Linked DNA regions of Mus musculus: regions 1 and 3 are each linked to region 2. The links are chromatin loops, found by intact Hi-C in ENCODE. Cell type or tissue: gastrocnemius. All regions are shown on one strand. Region 1 overlaps Evl (Ena-vasodilator stimulated phosphoprotein). Region 2 overlaps Evl (Ena-vasodilator stimulated phosphoprotein). Region 3 overlaps Evl (Ena-vasodilator stimulated phosphoprotein).

What was found. A loop is a pair of places that touch in the nucleus more often than their neighbours do. Peaks named below come from ENCODE experiments on the same cell type or tissue, not always from the same donor. Only the 100,000 strongest peaks of a DNase experiment are listed, where the experiment ranks them.
Region 1: it touches region 2 in a loop (2.2-fold over the local background); 5 of 42 quality-filtered maps call a loop at or near these places.
Region 3: it touches region 2 in a loop (2.3-fold over the local background); 7 of 42 quality-filtered maps call a loop at or near these places.

What each region holds. Positions count from the first base shown.
Region 1 is chr12:108,685,693-108,688,192 of GRCm38, forward strand. It overlaps Evl (Ena-vasodilator stimulated phosphoprotein), which reads left to right. Exons shown (of 13, transcript NM_007965.3): 11 at 358-424; 12 at 716-773; 13 at 2,337-2,500. The coding sequence ends at 2,374. It also overlaps a transcript of Degs2 not described here. Among named protein-coding and RNA genes, the nearest start is that of Gm40571, 3.8 kb to the left of the region's middle. In gastrocnemius, a CTCF peak has its summit at 1,415; no DNase peak of the experiment used is centred here; H3K27ac peaks cover 2,223 bases.
Region 2 is chr12:108,611,913-108,614,412 of GRCm38, forward strand. All of the region lies in intron 1 of Evl (Ena-vasodilator stimulated phosphoprotein), which reads left to right. Among named protein-coding and RNA genes, the nearest start is that of Mir342, 45 kb to the right of the region's middle. In gastrocnemius, a CTCF peak has its summit at 1,374 (motif pointing right); a DNase peak (open chromatin) is centred at 1,312; H3K27ac peaks cover 479 bases.
Region 3 is chr12:108,675,165-108,677,664 of GRCm38, forward strand. It overlaps Evl (Ena-vasodilator stimulated phosphoprotein), which reads left to right. Exons shown (of 13, transcript NM_007965.3): 6 at 233-462; 7 at 938-1,059. Among named protein-coding and RNA genes, the nearest start is that of Gm40571, 6.8 kb to the right of the region's middle. In gastrocnemius, a CTCF peak has its summit at 1,087 (motif pointing left); DNase peaks (open chromatin) are centred at 1,009 and 1,654; H3K27ac peaks cover 2,287 bases.

The DNA.
Region 1 (2,500 bases), 74 kb after region 2:
CACCAACCAGAGTTCAGCTAGGAACACGAGCTCCTGGTGGCAGAAGACATGATTAGTACCACCCCTCCTCAGTGAGGCAGGAGGCACAGACGCAGTCTGGCTCAGTTGCCTACTCTGCATAAGGCCTTTCAAGCCAGAAGACTGTTCCTGTATGACCCCATGTCCTGACTTAGACTTGGAAATGTGGTTAAGGGATTGTGGAGAGACCTTTCAGAGGCAGGACTTGCACAGCCTTTCCCAGCAGCCCTAGGTAAAATACAGCAGAAGGGCAGGGGAGCCCAAAGGAGGGAACTCTGACACCCCAGGGCTCCCCAGCATAGGTGCCTATAGACCCTGGCAACCACCTTCCCATTCCAGGGTGAAGCCTGCTGGGAGTGTGAATGACGTGGGCCTGGATGCCTTAGATTTGGACCGGATGAAACAGGTGAGAGCCGGGGGACTGGGGGTGGGGGGGGCCAGTCAGCAGGCTGAGGACTAGCTCTATCCAGTGGGTCTCATACTTGACTGCCACAAAGGCAGGAACCTAGCCAGAAGAGGAAAAAGGAGAGTCTGAGTTCCCTGCAGCCTGCTTCTGGAACCCCTCCCTGTGGGCAGCCATCATAAACTGAGGGGTGGTGAGGGCAGGGTTTGCCCAGGGCCAGGCTGAGGGAAAGAGCCCTGCAGCATACCCCTGGAGCCAGCGTCTGTCCCTTCACTGTGAGGCTCTGCCCAGCAGGAGATCCTGGAGGAGGTGGTTCGGGAGCTGCACAAGGTGAAGGAGGAGATCATTGATGGTGAGTGGACCTCAGCCAGGGTGCGCTCACTGCCCTCCCAGCACCCCACTCGCCCCAGTGAGCAGCCCTGGAAACAGGTGCAGAAAAACAAAGTGCTTTACCAAGACTGCATTTCTCGCTGGGTGTGGCTTCTGTGTCTGAGACCTCCCTCTCCTCAGCATCCTCTCAGATCACGTGTGCAGGAGAGGGTGGGTGTGGAAACACCCCCTAGTTTCTGTCCTTTCCTGTTCACATCTGTTGCCTGCCCAGCCCTGCCAATGCTGCCTCAGGAGGGCGATGAGCTTCCTTACAGCCTGCATGATCCTGTGTATGAGCAGACATGGTGTTCTCTCCTTCCCAGAAGAGCTCTGGGAAACTAAAAACTGAGACTGTGACCCTTGTGTCGCACCTGACCCCACCAGGGCCTTTGAGGGATGACTTGGGCTGGAACAGAGCAGCAAATCATAGCCTGCGTCTGCACCTATGCCTGCTGCCCACGTGCTGCCTCGCTTCTCACTGGTTCCCAGGCCAGCAGCAGTGATTGTCCTAGAAAGGCCTATGAAGCCAGAGGGGCAGCTAATGACAGACTCCCATGGGGAAGATGTACTGTGAGGACCTGGTGGCCAGTCTCTATAGCAGCTACAACCCTTGGCCACAGAGGGCGCAAGTCCTGTCTGTCCAGTCCTACTGGAATACAGGTCTGAGCGTTCATGAATGCAGGGAAGGAAGCAGCACAGCTAAAGAATAGTTGGCTGCCAGGCACTTCCAGCTTCCGGGTGGGGCAGGGCAGGGCGGGTTTGGGAGGGGCTCCCTTTCTGGCACTTGGGAAAATAGCTGAGTAGGAAACACTGAGTGCAACAGGCCATCTTCAAGACAGCTAGCTACCTGGGAAGAGACAGGGAGTGGTAAGACATGATGAGTACTGTCCCTCTGCAGGGAGGCAGGGGCACAGAAGTCACTGCTCTCCTGTCACTGCTTCAGTCACTGCCTGCCATCACCGTGTAGGTCCATGCTCTGAGCCCCTGGAAAGTATGTGAGGGTCCTGAACCTGCAGAGATCCCATTACTTAACGGTGACCCTGCTCCAGCCATGTCTGTCCACTGGGAGGATACCAGAGGCCTGTGAAAGAGGGAGGGAGAGTGTGGGGAGCTAAGCAATGGGGTGCAGAATGAGGGGGCCGGAAGAAGAAAGGAGGCATTTGGGAGGACTTAACAGATGTTCAGGTGTCCAGAACAGAACCTGTCCTAGAGGAGAAAGGCCAGGCCATGGTACTAGCATAGTCCATAACAGCTCTGCAGCCAGAGACTCCCGCTCTATCACATACACCTCTGAGTGGATGTCAGAATCAGGGAAACTCTGGGTCCCTCCTACAAGCAGCCCAACCCAGCTCTGGGGTGAGGCATAGTTTTTGGCTTTTTCACGTTCCTGTCTTTAGTGGGTAGAAGCCCATGAGGGCTAGGTTTCCTCCCCAAAGGTCTGTATCAGAGCTGCCATGCTGCTGGGCCTCTAGCCCATGTGTGCCCATGGCAGCCTGAGCAGGGTCCTTCCTTCTACACTGAGCCCGCTCTCCTGTCCTGCCCTTAGCCATCAGGCAGGAGCTAAGTGGGATCAGCACCACGTAAGATGGCACCAGTCCTGGAGGATTGCGAGGAGCCGTGCTGGCCCCAGCGAGCATCGAGCCTGCAGAAGCTGGGATGTACTTAAGTCTCAACCTGTGATACAATCTTAAAATGAGGAAACAAACTTCA
Region 2 (2,500 bases):
TCAGAAATCTGCCTGCCTCTGCCTCCCAAGTGCTGGGATTAAAGGCGTGCGCCATCACTGCCCAGCCCAAGAGGTTATATTAACACCTATCACCACCATTCATCTAGGAGATGTTAGATACCTGCTGACAGAATTTGAACCAAGCCGGACTGTGAGGCCCACTCTTTGATTTCCTAGATCCTTTTCAGGTTTGCCACCATGTGGGTTTTTACAGGAAACAGTAGGAGCACCTGGTTGGAGGAAATCAGCACAGAGTAGGGAGTTAAGGTCAAATCCCAGCAACCACATGGTGGCTCACAACCACCCTAATCCCGCAATGAGATCTGATGCCCTCTTCTGGCACATCTGAAGACAGCTACAGTGTACTTAAGTATAATGATAAATAAATCTTTTTTAAAAAAAAGTAAGGACGGGGGCTGGGAACAGAGTAATACAGGTGATCTTCACTAATACCATGGTTTTGGTAGTAACTTAGAAGCCACAAGCAAAACAAACAAGTTAGTTGCCAAAATGGCAAGGCAGAATGCTCCAGTCTGCCTCAATTAATGGTGAGCTTACTCAACTAGAGGCAGGGCCGTGGGTCTGCAACCCAGAGACTGACGTCAGTGCTTACAGGAGAAACAGACACTGTGACTCCAAGAAGTCATCTCACCTGGCTACCTGTCTTATTAAAGCAGCCTGGGAGTCATGTGTAGAAGGACTCCTGTGGGTGATGAAGCATTGCTTTGCTTGTATTCTGTGTTTGGGAAGTAGTGAGGGCTGAATCTGTTAGCGCTTATCTGGCTCGGTGCTAACAACCCCAGTACTGGCCCATTCTAGTATTCTCTTACGTTAAAAACAAATAAATCTGAGGTGACAGAACAAAACTCATTACCTGAAGGAATGAAATGATGTGATATGAGTCCCAACATATTCTAGAATACCACCTCAGAGCCATGTAGCCTTTGGCAGTGACTTAGAGTTTAGAAGTTGCTCCCATTTTGTAAACTCTACCAACTCCAGGAGGAGCCTTTTTGGAGGTGGGAAGATGGGGCGGGGGTCCTTCTGCTCTTAGAGTGACCATTCACCTGACATTTCCTGAAAAGCTACTAAATAGACGCCATGGCTGAAAATAGCAAGTATGAACATGTCTTCCAGAGCTCACTATCCACAGGAGCTGCTGAAGACATCCAAAGCTTGGGATGAAGCAGCCAAGGATAAGAATCCTACCTTGGAACTCAGGGCTGGAGGAGAGTGGCAGCCCTCCAGGTTCCTGGAGTGAACCCTTGACCAGTGACTTGTGAGGTTGGTGGTAGAGTATAGGAGCTGACTGTGGGGAGCAGAGGATGAGCTGGCTTTATTGGATGCTCTCTCCCAGGCTGTGGTGGCTTCTCTGTGCCCTGCAGAGGGCGCCCTTTACCCCAAGGATGTAAGTTCATTGTGCTTTAATTCCCCTGACTTTAAGTGGGGCTGTTACTTACTGCTCCCTCAGAGGAAGCTCTCCCAAGGTGGCTGGAATTTAGAGGCTAGTCGGTGTATTGCTGAGTCATAAGTCTCTATTTACTGAAAGAAGCAGACCCTTGTCTCGGATCTGAAATTTACTAGAGAGAGGGAAAAGGCCAGCACGTTGTACAGACAACATTTCTAATGTCTTCCTACCCACTGAGAGTTGAGATTTAGAATGCTAAAAACTAGTCCCTGGAAGATGATCCTGTTTGCAGATGCAGTGTTTATGAGCAAGTGAAACAAACACAGTATGACCAGTCAGCGGAGAGCTGGGGTCTTTGCTTAGTCGGCATGTAGGCTCCCAGGTCTGAGGTTAAGTGATTCCATTACTGTTGACAAATGAGCTGTGGGGTTTTCTGGCTAAGGTAATGGGGCCAGAGACCAACTCCAAGCGTTAGCCTTCTCGGAACCTGTATCATCTCTCATTATCTCCAGAGCTCGATAATAAACAAGGTCTATTGACCTGCTATGGCTGCACCAGACAGGTGATATGGACAGCCTGTTCCTTTGAAAGGAGACTTAATGAAAGTGAGATTTCTCTGATGAGAGCTGTTCAAGCAAATTGTATTGTTACTGCTTTGATAGGATTGTGGGTCTTCTTTTAACACGAGCTAGAGAAGAGCTTTAAAGAGTGACTTTAACTTGAGAACCCTTGTACAGGTTCTCAATTGGGGTGGGGAAAGTGGGGGATATTGTAATCTAAACACAGGTCACTCCTAAACCCCTGAGAGACAGGAGGATTACTGCAGGTTTGAGGTCATCTTGGTCTACAGCAAGTTCTGGGCCAACAATAAATACTTAGTAAGACTCCATCTCAAAAACAGAGCAGCATTGTACATAGTAGAAAAGGATTTCCTGGAGAGAGGACACATTCACACACAAATACACCTCAGAGCAGACCCCAAGCCATGAAATAAGGACTTAGCACCTTTACATTTTATTCCCCGTTGTCTTCAACTGTAGACACATTTGGTAAGATTCCTGGTATGAACAGTGTGGGTCAGCTCATGTTTGC
Region 3 (2,500 bases), 63 kb after region 2:
TCAAGGGTGTTAAGTGACTATATGCCAGTGTAGCCAGCACCCAATGCTGGGAGATTGGAATAGGAAGGGATTGTAATGGGGCTGGGTTCTGTAGGGCCTTCCTGAGACAAACTCTTCTGCACCTCATCTCTGATGAGCAAGCTGCCCTCCAATCTTTTGAAGGACCCAGAATAAAAACAGTAGCTGGACACCCCTAGGTGTTGGAGACTGACTCCTCCCCTTTGCTTTTCAGGGCCCATTCTCCCCCCTGGGCATCCCTCATCGGCAGCCAGCACCACTCTCTCCTGTAGTGGACCTCCACCCCCGCCTCCACCCCCAGTTCCACCTCCACCCACAGGGTCTACTCCCCCACCCCCACCCCCACTGCCAGCTGGAGGAGCCCAGGGGACCAACCATGATGAGAGCTCTGCATCAGGACTGGCTGCTGCTCTGGCGGGAGCCAAGCTAAGGAGGGTGCAGCGGGTAAGAGTTCCTGTCAGGGTAGGCAGGCCAGCCACCCTTTACGTATCACTCTCATCTCTCACCCTGTCCTCACCTGTTCATCAGTGAGACACTGAGCAAAACTCTCTTCCCCTGGATCAGCTCCCAGCTGCCTTAGTTAATAAGTACTGAATCTGCCCTTGCTTTTCCCGTGGAATGTGCTTCCAGTTGATTCAGCTCCCCACCCCGGGTGCACATGCTCCTGGAAAGATCTGCAGATAATATAAGTCTGCTCATAAAAGAATGCTCTGATGCATATCTCTGGCTTGAAAGTTGCTTCCCTCCTCCCTGTAACTAACTGGCTTTGGCAAGGACTCATGCCTGTGGGCCTACCAAGCCTGTCCCTGAGCCTCCCTAGATTCTGGTTTTCCGTGGACTTGAGAGTGTTAAACTAGCAGCCTCACTCCTAGGATCTTTCTGGGTCAGCATCTGACACACACTTCTTCCTTACCCTCAGCCAGAAGATGCATCTGGAGGCTCCAGTCCTAGTGGGACTTCAAAGTCCGATGCCAACCGGGCAAGCAGTGGGGGAGGTGGAGGAGGCCTCATGGAAGAAATGAACAAGCTGCTGGCTAAGAGGTGAGTACAGTGCCTCCTAGAGGAAGCCACTGTCCTCAGCTGAATGTCATTGCTAAGACACATTTAGGGGGCCTAGAACAGCACCCGCTGCACTTGAGAGACAAGCAAGGGGCTGGAGAGATGGCTCAGCAGTTAAGAGCACTGACTGCTCTTCCAGAAGTCCAAGTTCAATTCCCAGCAACCACATGGTGGCTCACGACCATCTGTAATGAGATCTGATGCCCTCTAATAATGTGTCTAAAGACAGCGACAGTGTACTCACATACATGAAATAAATAAATTACAAAAAAAAAAAAATTAAAAAAAAAGAAGAAAAAGAAACTGAGAGACAAACAAATACAACACAGTCCCAGAGTTTTAGAGCACTGCCTACAGACACCCCACTGCCCCCAACACTGCTTCTGTAGGCAGCGTTAGCCTTCCCAGACCTCCTAAACAGTCTAGGCAGACATGAAGCAGCCTTCACAGAACAGTATGTTAAGGCCTGCAAGAGGAAGAGACGGGTCTCACAGAAGAGGCTCTACCTGTCCTCTGCTTAAAGAAGTGCAGTTCCATGGGCTGAGGGTGGCAGAGGTGCCAGCCGGGCAGTGTTCAAGCACAGGCTGAGAAGCCGGCACATGGAAGAGTGGAGGAGGCCAGCTGGAGAGGAGGCTGAAAGAGTGCCTCACTGCCCAGCTGGATCTCAGAGCTGAATAGGGCTTCAGATAACAGGAGAAAACATTTTAGAAAAGAAAATGTTTGTACCCTCCTTCAATCTAAGACCAGTGAGCTTAACAACTTGGCTTGGATGATGTATCCCAAAACACAGGATCTCTAAAAACAGGAAAAGGTTAGAGTTGCCAGGAGCCAAGCAGACGCCAGGTGCTGGGGGGGTCGGAGGTGGGGTCCAGGCACTAAAAAAGCAAATGTGCCTTGCACAGTCTGCAAGGAACAACCAAGCAAGTCTTTGAAATCTGCTTCATGAGATTAGCAGTCCTGCAGCTTTTTCTCCTGCTTCTCTTCTAGCAGGGCTCCACCTACAGTGGAGAAGTCACAGGTGAGCACCTCCTGAGGGCTGCTGTGCTGGCACAGGCACATACGTGCCTCTCAGGAGGCACTCACCAGTGTAGACTGCAGTGGCTTGGTCTGTATTGTCTGTGTGATGGAACACATGCCCGATCACATGTTAGGCAAATGACTACCTCTGAGTAGTCCGCACAGGCGTCCCTCTGATTTTAAGAGATGGAATGTGGCTTCTGGGCATCAGTGGGCATCATGGGGTAAAGCGACTAGGCAGACCAGTGAAGAAACCTTTGTCACCCAGGAAGAGGTGATGACAGCTGCCGTGGAATAGGCAAAGGTTAAGCTAGGCCAGAGTGGGAAGAAATAGAGAGAGAGAATTGATGAACTTACTGGTCCTAGTCTGTGGGAGGAATAATTTGTCAGAGGCCAGTTTCCACAG